Regions from separate parts of the Mus musculus genome. Here region 2 is linked to region 1. The links are chromatin contacts, found by Hi-C or POLR2A ChIA-PET in ENCODE. All regions are on one chromosome and are shown on one strand. The core of a region is the stretch at or near the end of the contact, and the rest is flanking DNA. Distances in the headings are between cores, read along the strand shown. Region 1 holds the start of 2410080I02Rik (a long non-coding RNA gene). Region 2 has its middle 16 kb from the start of C330002G04Rik.

Evidence for each region. Hi-C counts contacts between places; a loop is a spot of excess contacts on that map. ChIA-PET counts read pairs that join two places held with the same protein, here RNA polymerase II (POLR2A).
Region 2: a map of gastrocnemius shows a loop between it and region 1 (3-fold over the local background). The contact joins the enhancer-like site here to the promoter of 2410080I02Rik in region 1. A Hi-C loop is called at or near these places in 15 of 37 maps with a recorded cell type or tissue (ES-E14, T-helper 17 cell, gastrocnemius and 4 more). POLR2A ChIA-PET finds 5 or more read pairs at or near these places in 5 of 5 experiments (Patski and embryonic stem cell).

What each region holds. Positions count from the first base shown.
Region 1 is chr19:23,132,352-23,138,300 of GRCm38, reverse strand. It overlaps 2410080I02Rik (a long non-coding RNA gene), which reads right to left and starts at 3,803. Exons shown (of 2, transcript XR_386610.3): 1 at 3,347-3,803; 2 at 1,190-2,942.
Region 2 is chr19:23,088,841-23,094,110 of GRCm38, reverse strand. No RefSeq gene overlaps it. Among named protein-coding and RNA genes, the nearest start is that of C330002G04Rik, 16 kb to the right of the region's middle. Within about 2 kb of position 3,871, at least 1 of the 3 ENCODE cell types and tissues checked has a DNase peak (open chromatin) inside an H3K27ac peak, as active enhancers do; it is gastrocnemius, where a contact is called at or near this core.

The DNA.
Region 1 (5,949 bases), core at 2,554-5,053:
TCAGGGTTTTTTAAATGCAAACTTTAACTTCCCTTACATCTAGCTGCCTTCTTTCTAGTGCCCTTTAGCTTCATAGGATCCCGACTACACTCTCTCAATACTCCCAATTCAGTTATAAAGAACACCAAGAAAGCAGATCTCATCCATGTGAATTTCTCTTATGGATCTGCAAGCATAGTTGTTGTAGAAAGTCCCTTCAAAGTCGGCAATTCTGCCATTGTACCCCGTGCTCCCCTTCTCTGACCATTCATTCCTGGTAATGAACTAAGTGTGAGGGGATACCAAAACACAAAGGGAGTCTGTCCTCTATAGGATGATAGCTACATGCACATGTTACGAATCATACGTGTGTTTGATAGATAACACAGAGCACCAGAAGTGGTATTTCCCACATCATGACTTTTTTCCTTGTATTTTTAAACAATATTTTCTATCTGTATTGAAATGTACTATAATAGTTTTATGATTAAAACCAGCTAATGCTATTTAGCCAGCATGTTGTTATCTCAATTAAATGTTGGGCAAAATATCCTGTTAATATTATGGCACATAAATCTAAGAGGTCCGCTTTCCCAAGTTAGTCTTCATTCATTTCTACTCCAAATACTCCCACCCAGGGGAACAAGAGAACCCAAAGATTGTAACTGTTTCTAGTACATGTTATTTTCCTTTGCACAGTCTCCCTACCCTATGCTGTATCTTCCAAGTTCCCATGGCTATGGCTTATTAGCCTGTAGCCAGAACAGTGAGCCTTGTTTACAAGGCTTCCCAGTAGAATTAATGTGAAGGCTATAAGGCCTCTTCTGCCTTAAATGAGATCTGTGACCTCACTTCACCTCTCCCAGCCATTTTCTTATCTGCGGACTGGACTGATAGGATTAGATTTAACACAGTTGCAGTCTCTTCAGACTCCCGAGATGCAGGGGTTTATAAAAATTCCTAGAGGCCAGGGTGGGCCTGTAGAATGTCACACCTGTAGTACCTGAAGTCACAGAACTAGGGAGGAAGAGAAAAGGAGATTATGGGGTATGTGAGACTCTGTCTCACACAGAAATGGAGAAGGGGGAACACTAGAGTAAGATTTGCTCTCTCAGAACAGTGCCTCATCTGCTTGTGTCACCTTACGGTGAAGGTTCGGGAACCTTAAAGCCAGTACTTAACGAGAATGCTTTTTTTCCCCTCAAAATTATTTCAAAAAACAGAGCCTAGGCTAGCCTCCAACTCCCTGCCGCCACCTCCCAAAAGCTAAAATTAGCATGCCATTTTTTTCCTAATTCATAATTTCACCCCCACCCCCTTCTTACACGGCTCTGTAGGAAGTGGCCTAGAGGCTTAGAATCTGTTCTTTTTCCTAGGTAAACCCCGGTAAGGTGTTTCCAGGCTAACGCTGCCGATTCTTGGGCCCCTCTTCTGGAGACAGAGTTAGACTGAGCCCGAAGCAGGGCTTCCCCCATCTTGTTGGGTGGGGCTAATCACCTGGCACTTAGTTTAAAACACAGATGGCCAAGTATGGTCCCAGCTCTAGGCCCGAAGTTCAGCTTAAAGTCACATGCTGTAGATACAGGTTTCTGCCGATTCTGGCTTTTCTCGGTATTTTCCTGCTGAGAGGCGTGGACCTTGCCCAGACAAAGTTGCCAGCCTCCCGGCGGGAAGGAAAAAGAACAGATGGCCCGCTGGGGGTAGAGGATCACGTGTCAGACCTCACATTGGGATAGATCCTCACCTCGCCCTTTCCCGGCCTGAGCTCAGCAGCTTTAGGGAATCTCACCCAGAGCACATAAAGGGCCTACTGGGGAAAGCTGTGTTCGTTTTGCTGAAAGGTGGTGAGTTTAGGAAGAATAGAGACAGGAATGAAGGGGTGGGCTCTTCACTAGAGCGACGTCCCTGGATTTGAAACAATCCGATAAAGCCGGATCTGGCGAACCGATTGTAGCCAGGTTGAGTTAACACCCAGTGTCTGGAGGGGGCGGGGAGCTCCGGCGCGAAAACTTCCACGACGCCCTACTTTACTCTTGCTCCACTAAGCAGCCTACCGCAAAACCCCAGGCCTCTCCATTGCGGAGCGGAAAGGCCATCCGTTCATGCATATGCAGGAGGATAAGTTTAGCCGGCAGCCCCCTGAGCTCAGAGCAGCCCCGCGTGGCGCTCGGGGCGGGTGCTCGGCTCCGGCCGCAGAGTGGCGGGCGGTTCAGCCACTTGCGCGCCGAGCGTCTGGGCCTGGCATCGCCCTTTTAAAAAGTCTTCCGCAGGCGGCCGCCGCCGCAGCAGCCGGAGGAGGCAGGTTCATTTGAGGACAGTCCCAGTTCTCAGAAATCCCTTCCCTGCTGGAACATCAAGCTCTCTTTGCTGCAGTTGAACAAACTGCCCTAGATTGGGGGACGAGGAATCCGCCCCAAACTCGTGCAAGGAGCTCCGGGCGCCCGCGCCCACGTGAGCTAACCTTGACATTAGCCCCCCCACACCTGAGGTGGAGGTGGAGCCACGAGGGAGGGTTGCTGGCCCCTGGGGCGCTAGCCACTGGGCTCGCACGCTCCACGTGAGCGCGCCTCCCTGTTTCGTAACTCTAGCGATGTTTCTTTCTTTCTTTTTTTTTTAATCCCTGAGGTACCATGGGTGTGAGGTGTGCTGAGAAGGCAGGCCACTTTCCACCCCCACATCCTCGAAGATCAGGAAAACCTGCCCTGCGGTCCCTCTGGGAAGACTGCAGAGTAGGGTGTCGCGATGACATCAGCTTCTAAACATAGTCCATACCGCACCCCAACTCTGGGCCCTGCGTGCAAGGCGCGGGGGTGGGGGAGGAAAAGAGAGGTGGGGTGGCTGGTGTTGCTGTCCCTGGGCGGGGCGGGCTGGCCGGCCAGGCTGTGCGAGTGGAGATGACTTTGCAGGAATCGTGCTTTCCACGACTGCAGCCACATCTTTCCTACGATGACCCAGCCACCCGGCTTAAAAAGAAAAAAAAAATTAATGTCGTTCCTTGCCCTCCCCTACCCCACAAAAGCTATGCACACACTCAAGCAGTATTTCGACCCGGTGTCCCTTTCATTTATAAGCCTATGCATCCCCAGCCAGAGCACCAGGGTTCGGCCGGGTGCTGGCGCCCCCCGAGTATGGTTCTGCCTCGAGGCTAAGGCTGCGCTGGGGTCGGCGCGGCCCTCTGGGTGAGTCAGAAGGGCTGTGTTTCCTGTGGTTGTTGTGGAACAGTTTGTCCTTTTTACCCCCCTCCCACCCGTCTCCACCCCCTTGGTAAATATAGCGCTCACGTTTCATCATCTCTTTGTCCAACGAGCGCCAGACACCCCGGCCCGCGGCCCACGCCGCCTCCCTCCTCCTCCAGGCTCTCGGTTACCTCGCATAACCCCGCGCACTGGCGGCAGCAGCAGCCGCCCCTCAGCCCCGGCGCCGTTCCCCGGTGCTTCCCACTGCAGGACACTCCCGCCCTCTGTCATCCCCTCCCCCTGCTTCCAAGTCCCCTTAAGCCCCTAGTCCCACCCATTCTCCCCGATGTCCCCCTAGATGTTTGGAGATAGTCACTCCCAGCTTTTCCCAGTTCCCGGAGACACCCCACGCTCTGGCCCGTTGCTGGGTCCTCCACCCCCTCTCGTCGCAAGTCCCAAGTCTGATGCCATGTGCCCCTCCCGAGCGAGCGCAGGTGACAGGCGGCTGAGACAGTTCTGATTCAGCGACAGTTGCTTGTACTTAGGGGTGGGTGCCTGGCGAGCAATCTCCTTCCCACCTCCTGCCACCCCTACCCCAGTAGGGACGTGGGCTGCAGGGTCGGGAAGACGAGGTGAGTGGATGACAGGCAAAAAAAAAAAAAAAAAAAAAAAGTGTATGCTTGTTCTTCACTCTCCCTCCCACTCCCTGTTTCATTTCCACACATACAGCCACCCACCGGGACCGGAGGCGGCTGGTGTTCTCTGAACACCGGGAACTGGCTCTCTCCGTGGTCTCCTGTTTACTTCCCTCTTCTTCCCTCTCCCTCCCTTCGCCCATCACCCGGGACTGCCTCCCTTCTGCCTACAGCAGCTGGGAAACCTGCCGCAAAACACTGCAGTCATGGGACTTTTCCTGCGCCCATGTGCCTCCTCCAGTTTGCCCTGTTCTACCCTGCCCTGCCCTGCCCTGCCCTGTGACCGCTTGGGGCGCGTCTTCGTCCTGGAAGGGAAGGCTCTTAAAGCTCCTAATCCAGCAGTGCGTCAGCTCTCTCCTTCTCTTGTCTCCTCTACCCTTCCCCCCACCCCAAACCTTCCTGCAAAGGCTGGGCCTGGCAGCCTTTTTGGCTGGAATACTAGGCCACCCCCATGAGCGGCCACCTGTCTGGGGAGAGGTGGCGAGACAGCTGACAGGTCCTAAGAACTCTGTACCCAGGAGGCAAGACAGCTAGTTTCTTTGCCATCCCAGACTGTCCTGTTTGTGCCCTGTTTGTGCCAGCTGCCCCAAATTTTCCTAGTGCTCCCCCACCCCCCGAAATCTATTCCCAGGGACACACCTCGAGAGAGGCAAACCCTTCTCTTTTTAAGCTTGCCTCCCTGCAGGGAAGAATTCAGCTTTTCCTTACAGTTAAGCTGAATGAACAAAGGGCCCCAAGGAAGACAAGAGGTTCCAGCTCTGTTTGCCGCCTGTCTGAGGTTCACCCCATTTTAAAAACCACCTCTTCACCACCCTCTGCTCACTGCCATGGTTACCACCGCCCTGTCCTTGAGCGGCACTGGTCGTTCAAAGGCAGAAACAACAAGGGCATTTTAAGTGTCCTTTTAAATATCCAAAACACTGTTGGCATTTAGGAAACAGAGAAAGGGAAATAAAAGGTCTGGTTGTTTCTCGTTTCCTTCCCAGCCCAGGACCCTGAATAAATCCTTTACCCTGGGTGGCCTCTTAGCCCCCCAAGGAGAGGACGAAGTTTATGAGGCCTCTGGAGTGGAATTTAGCACCTGTTAGCATTAGTGTTGTTCGCTGTGAGTTGCCTCTTCCTTTCCCTCCCTCTGCAGCTTTAGACCTTGCCCCCAGGCTAAGCTAGCTCCACCCGGCGCCTTGTGAAAGTCTTCTGACTTTCGCTCACCTTCATGCTCTGAAAGTCCCACACACTTAACAGCCTTCCCTCCCAGCTGTTAACACTGTTAGTGGGGTTAGCATTCAGGTAGGCAAATTGCCCATCTGAGATTCTCAACCCTGAAACACTCCATTGTTATTTGGGTACCCTAGACCTTTGCAACACCAGAAACTACCTCCATTTCTGAACTCTTAGCCTTGCACCGTACTTCCCAGCCGTACTGGCTGGTTTTGTGTGTCAACTTGACACAGGCTGGAGTTATCACAGAGAAAGGAACCTCCCTTGAGGAAATGCCTCCATGAGATCCAGCTGTAAGGCATTTTCTCCATTAGTGATCAGAGGGGGAGGGGCCTAGCCCCTTGTGGGTGGTGCCATTCCTGGACTGGTAGTCTTGGGTTCTATAAGAGAGCAAGCTAAGAAAGCAGGGGGAAGCAAGCCAGTAAGTAACATTCCTCTATGGCCTCTGCATAGGCCCCTGCTTCTTGACCTACTTGAGTTCCAGTCCTGACTTCCTTTGGTGATGAACAGCAATGTGGAAGTGTAAGCTGAATAAACCCTTTCCTCCCCAACTGGCTTCTTGGTCATGATGTTTTGTGAAGGAATAGAAACCCTGACTAAGACACCAACTAACACTTCTTTCAGAACAATTCTTCAACTTGGTTGTGGCCTCCAATCTCCTTTTTCAATGCTCAATCTTGTTCTTACGTCCCTCCTACCTAGCTGTGACATCATAGTCTCTATGCATGCACCCCTCACCTGGTTCCTGGAACTTCCTGGCAAGACGCAGTTTCTCTCCAACCTGCCATGCTGGACTAAAATATCGAGGCCAACTGTTACCACTCTAAATTTATGGTCTCTAGTGGGCTCACAACACTGTCCCTTTGCATATCCCCAGGGAC
Region 2 (5,270 bases), core at 2,622-5,121, 44 kb after region 1:
TTCTAACAGATAATCATAGAAATAAAGTCAAAAGTGTTCATCTATACTTATTAGACTGATGAGAACTAAAATTTAGTGAGGAATTGGAGGGTACAAAACAGGAAAATACATAGTGTTTACGTGCTGGCTAGTTTATGTCAACTTGACACAAGGTAAAGTCATCAGAGAGCAGGGGACCTGAGTTGAGAACAGATCTCTGAAAGATCTGGCTGTAGGCAAACCTGTAAGCGTTTTCTTAATTATTGATTGATGAGGGAGGGCTCAAATCATTGTGGGTGGGTCCACCCCTAGGCTGGCAGTCCCGGATTCTCCAAAGCAGGGGCTGAGCATGCTATTGGGAGCAAGCCAGTAGACAGCATTCCTCGGTGGCCTCTTCATCAACCCCTGCCTCCAGGTTCCTGCCTTGCTTAAGTTCCTGCCCTGCCTTCCTTGAATAATGAACAGCGATAGGGAAGCGTGAGCCAAGTAAAGGCTTTCCTCCTCAAGTTGCCTTTTGGAAATGGTGTTTTATCACAGGAACAGTAACCCAAGCAGACAGTTGGTAAGCTCACACTGGGAGAGCCATTATATGGACACCTTTGTACCATCGGTGAGAGCTGAAGGTAGATATGCCTTTTTTTTAACAGGTTGTTATGTCCTAGAGTAACTCGAATACGGTTGTCATTAGAGCTTTGAAACGGCAAAAATGAAAACTAATTTGTTTATCAAAAGGAAATGGGATAAATGAGTTCAGGACTATTAATCTAAAAGAAAAACACACGATTAAATGAATGACTTGTATCTATGAGTAGAAAGAAGATAAACTAGAATACCACAATACTTAAAGTTTAAGAGGCAAATTTCAGGACATTTCTCTGCCTGGTCCATCACTACTACTACTTCTTCTTCTTCTTCTTCTTCTTCTTCTTCTTCTTCTCCTTCTTCTTCTTCTTCTTCTTCTTCTTCTTCTTCTTCTTCTTCTTCTTCTTCTTCTTTTTTTTGCTTCTCTGGTTTCTGTTCTGGGATTATTGTCTGTCCTGCGGGTCTCTGTCTCTGTTGCAAAGTTCCCTTTCCTGCTATCTCTAGCCTTCCTTTGTATTTCTGCTCACTTGCGCGCTCCGTGGTTTGCCACATGCATGTGTATGAGGATTGGTAAGAGCTGCCCATCCTGCCGGCCAATAGTGAACTACAGAGAATACTGAGAATTGTAAGGATGGAGGTAGAAGAACACAGGTTGCCAAGCAGCCTTCGCATTACAGGATCTGAAATCCCAGATGATGGTAGCTATTTAAATCCCATATATCTCTAGTGGAATATTATTTTAGGCTTGCTTTGTTTTGTTGTTTGAGACACTGTCTTTCCAGGTTGGGCTTAAATTTACTGTGCAGACTAGGGTAGCCTCCAACTTGCAATCATCCCGTTCCTACTTCCAGAGAGCAACTGGGCACCATCGCCACGCCTGGCTTACTTCGGTCCCTGTGAAGCTTCTGATCTATCTATAATATTCTCACCAAGATCTCTAGCCTATTGGCTCAAAGATTCATGGGACTTGGGACATAACAGTAGAAACGTTTTCAGGAGTCTGTGGTAATCCTTAGAGGAGTATTCTTCAGTGTTTTTCTGTTTTTTGTTTGTTTAGTGTTTTTTCTGTTAATTCTACAACTTCCAGCCCCTGGAGCCCAGTGCGTTTGCAATTCAGGAGGATTAGAACTTTCCCTACAAAAGCTCCCTGCTTATCACAAAGTCTGTGCTGCATTTTGGATTTGGTAGAAACTAAGAGAATCTAATGACCTGAGGAGTTGTGTGCTGGTGTTAGGCTACTTTCAATTAATTATAAATTGAATTAGTTACACCAAAGGAGGCCACTCACTTAGCCCATGTTAAGTGAACAGAGGTTTAAGATGTCAGTCCTCTTATTCTTCATGTGACCATGCTGTGTGTAAATGTGAACTTTACACTTAAGAGGAAGGATCATGGGTAAATTATTGAGCTTTGTCTTCCCATCACCATTTTGGCATTTCAGCGTTTTATGAGTCTCCATCGCCTGAGATGGGGCAAGCTTTATCATGGATAGAGAGGTGGTACATGGGCATTAGTTGACTTTCACCTTGTAGAGCTGAATCATTCAGGGTCACAGGTCTCCTTTTGACAACTTATTCTACTGGAATAAGCAGCAGCACCTTGTAGCCTTGGTGGCTCTGCTGATGAAGGCAGTCTGCTGGTGACCTTGAATGACTCCACACTCTTTTCGGGTGCCTGGTTTCTTGCTCTAACTCTGGATAGAAAACCCATCTTCTGGTTATATCCCTGCTTTCATTTTCTTTGTAAAATTCGCAGGGATGAATCACCAGTGAGTCAGAAGCGAGGGATTCCACCTTTTGTAGAAGCATAGAGTCTCCTGGTTAGAAAGCTGGGGGTGGTGGCACATGCCTGTGATTCCAGAACTCAGAAGGCTGAGACAGGAGGTTTGAGAATTTGAAGGTAGTCTGACCTACATGTGAGCTGGAGGTCAGCCTGGGCTATATGAAGTTATCTCAGAGGATCGAAAGAGGGGAGACAAGCCAAATAAACAAAAAGATGTCTGAAAAAGTCAGCTGGCTTACTCTTTCTTCAAAGAAAAATTCCTGAAGGAATTAATAAGAATAGAGATTCTAGAGCCCCACCTCCATGTACAGGAATGAAAAAGACCAAAAAAAAACAAAACAAAAAACAGGAATCTGTGTTTTAAAAGTCCCCTTGTGTGCCCCTTTTAGGTTTAAAAACTATGGTTTATATGGAAATGTTCCAAGTTCAAGAGACAGAATATTCATGGCAGCTGATGAGGGCCAGAAGTACGGTGTAAATTAATAGGTGATGGACTCAGAAATCTAACTCCCTTCAAAGAGTGAATGGGAAATGGTGAATGTTGTTGTTGCAAACCCCTGTATCTCTTGGATTGGTCATTGAGTCTTAGAATAGAAGCTAGAAAGAAGCCGGTGGAGAGTGAAGCTCTTGTCTAACCGACTGTCCTGAGCTAGGTGTCTCCCCACTTCTGGGCCTCTGTTTACTTATCTGTTGCAAGATAAACTTTCTTTCTTTTTGATACAGGGCTTGATATGTAGCCCTAGCTTGCCTGGAACTCTCTGTGTAGCCTGGGCTGGTCTCAAACGCAAGGAGATCCTTCTGCCTCTGCTGGAATTAAAGGTGTGTGCTACCAAGCCCCGAATAAGGCAGACTTTATCTCTTGAGTTACTTTCATGTAGTTTTGATGCAAATGTAGTATCCTCAGAAAGAGTGGGGAGTTTTTGTTTGTTTGTTTTGTTTTGGCTTTTTGTTTTTTCTTCCTTCCTTCCTTTTTTTAAAATCATGTTTTGTCGAACCTAGTATTTTCCTGCTGACTCAGTTTTCAATCTTAGGCCACCCTCAGCAGTGAGGATGTTGGGCCTTATTCTCCAAGTCAGTGTAGGTGCCCTGGAAACTCAAATTATCCCAAGATGATTCTGTTCTATCACAGCCTGGAAAAGAAATTCAGGGGTGAAAACTAGCCTCCAAAAAGACAAGGTCTGGGGCAGTGGGAGTAGGTGTCTGGAGTGAGAAATGATTTGGAAGTAAAGGTAGTTCGGTTTGGTCTGGAGAGAGTTAAGTGTCCCGCCAGACATGCCTGCACTGGGCCAAGGTAATTCTATCTGCTGCTTGCCATTTCCAAAGGTGACCATAGAAGGCTCCAGCAATTGGCAAGGATGAAATGTTTTGCTGTTATTGTGCTCACCTTGTTCTTGGGTCATGGCAGGAAGAGTGTATATGGTTAACGTTACCAGCACCAGCATTGGTGGGTCAGGCCCAAGCCTGGCTAGTGGGGAGAGAGCTGCAATAGGAATTGCAGCTCTGTGGCCAGAGAAGGCCAAGTGCTCATGTCACTGGCTGGGTTCCAGCAGACAACAGTCTAGGTAGGAAAGCCCATAGCCGGGGAGCCAAGCAATGGATTTTTATTTTACTTCTTAATTTTGCTGGAGTCAAGGTCAAAAGAGGACATATTTATCCAGCACCTCTTAATGAGACAACACACAGACAGACAATAGGAACTTGGAAAGACTCCGGGTTTCAGTTTGTTTTCTTTAGTGTTGGTTGACAAGTTTAACCAGTAGTTCTCCCTAACAACTGGGCGTGGTGGCACACACCTTTAATCTCAACACTCAAGGGCAGAAGCAGGCAAAACTCTGTGAATTCAAGGTTAGACTGGTCTAGAAAGTGAGCTCCAGGACAGAGAACTGTTTTGGAAAACAATCAAACAAAACCAGACTTGGGGTTCTGGAAAGATTGTTCAGCACTTAAGAATCCTTACTGCTGAGCCGGGTGTGGTGGCGCACGCCTTTAATCCCAGCACTTGGGAGGCAGAGGCAGGCAGATTTCTGAGTTCGAGGCCAGCCTGGTCTACAGAGTGAGTTCCAGGACAGCCAGGGCTACACAGAGAAACCCTGTCTTGAAAAACAAAACAAAACAAAACAAAACAAAACAAAACAAAACAAAACAAAACAAAACAAAACGAAACGAAACGAAACAAAACAAGAATCCTTACTGCTTTTGCAGAGGAATTGAGTTTGGTTCCCATCACCCCCATCACACAGTTTAAACCGTCTGCAACTCTAGGCCCAGGGTGATCTGACATCCTTTTGCGCTCAATCTCTCTCTCTCTCTCTCTCTCTCTCTCTCTCTCTCTCTCTCTCTCTCTCTCTCTCACACACACACACACACACACATCTTCAAAACAAAACAAAACCAAGACTCATTATATTCATTCTACTAAGGATAGCATAGCAAGGAAAAGAGCCTGTAACCCAGAAGACAGACAAATGAGCCCACCCCCATCCTCTGGGGTGGGTTTAGTCTGGAATTTGAGCAGGATTTGCCAGAAGGAAAAGGGAGTGGAGAGGCATTCCAGGAAGAAGAGATGAAGTTAGCAAAGCTAAGAAATATGCAGAAAAAAATGACAGTAAGTAGGCAGTGTGTCTGAGAGGCAGAAAGCAGGGAGAGGAGTCCCAAGGACTGTGGGATCTGCCTCTGGCCAGGGAAAATTCTTGATCTTGTTGAAGAGCATGTAGGGGAGGCAGGGTAGTGAAGGAGGCTCTTGTCAAATAGTCAGTCAATATTCAGCCTGGAAGAACAGTGGAGGGCCTGTGGGCAGAGGGCAAGAACAGAATCACAACAAAAATTAGGAAGGAAATCTTGGAAGGCCCAGGCAGAAGAGTTGGGCCATGGTTTCCATGTGCCATTACAGAATACTCCTGATGGCTGTCTGGAGGCAGCACTACAAG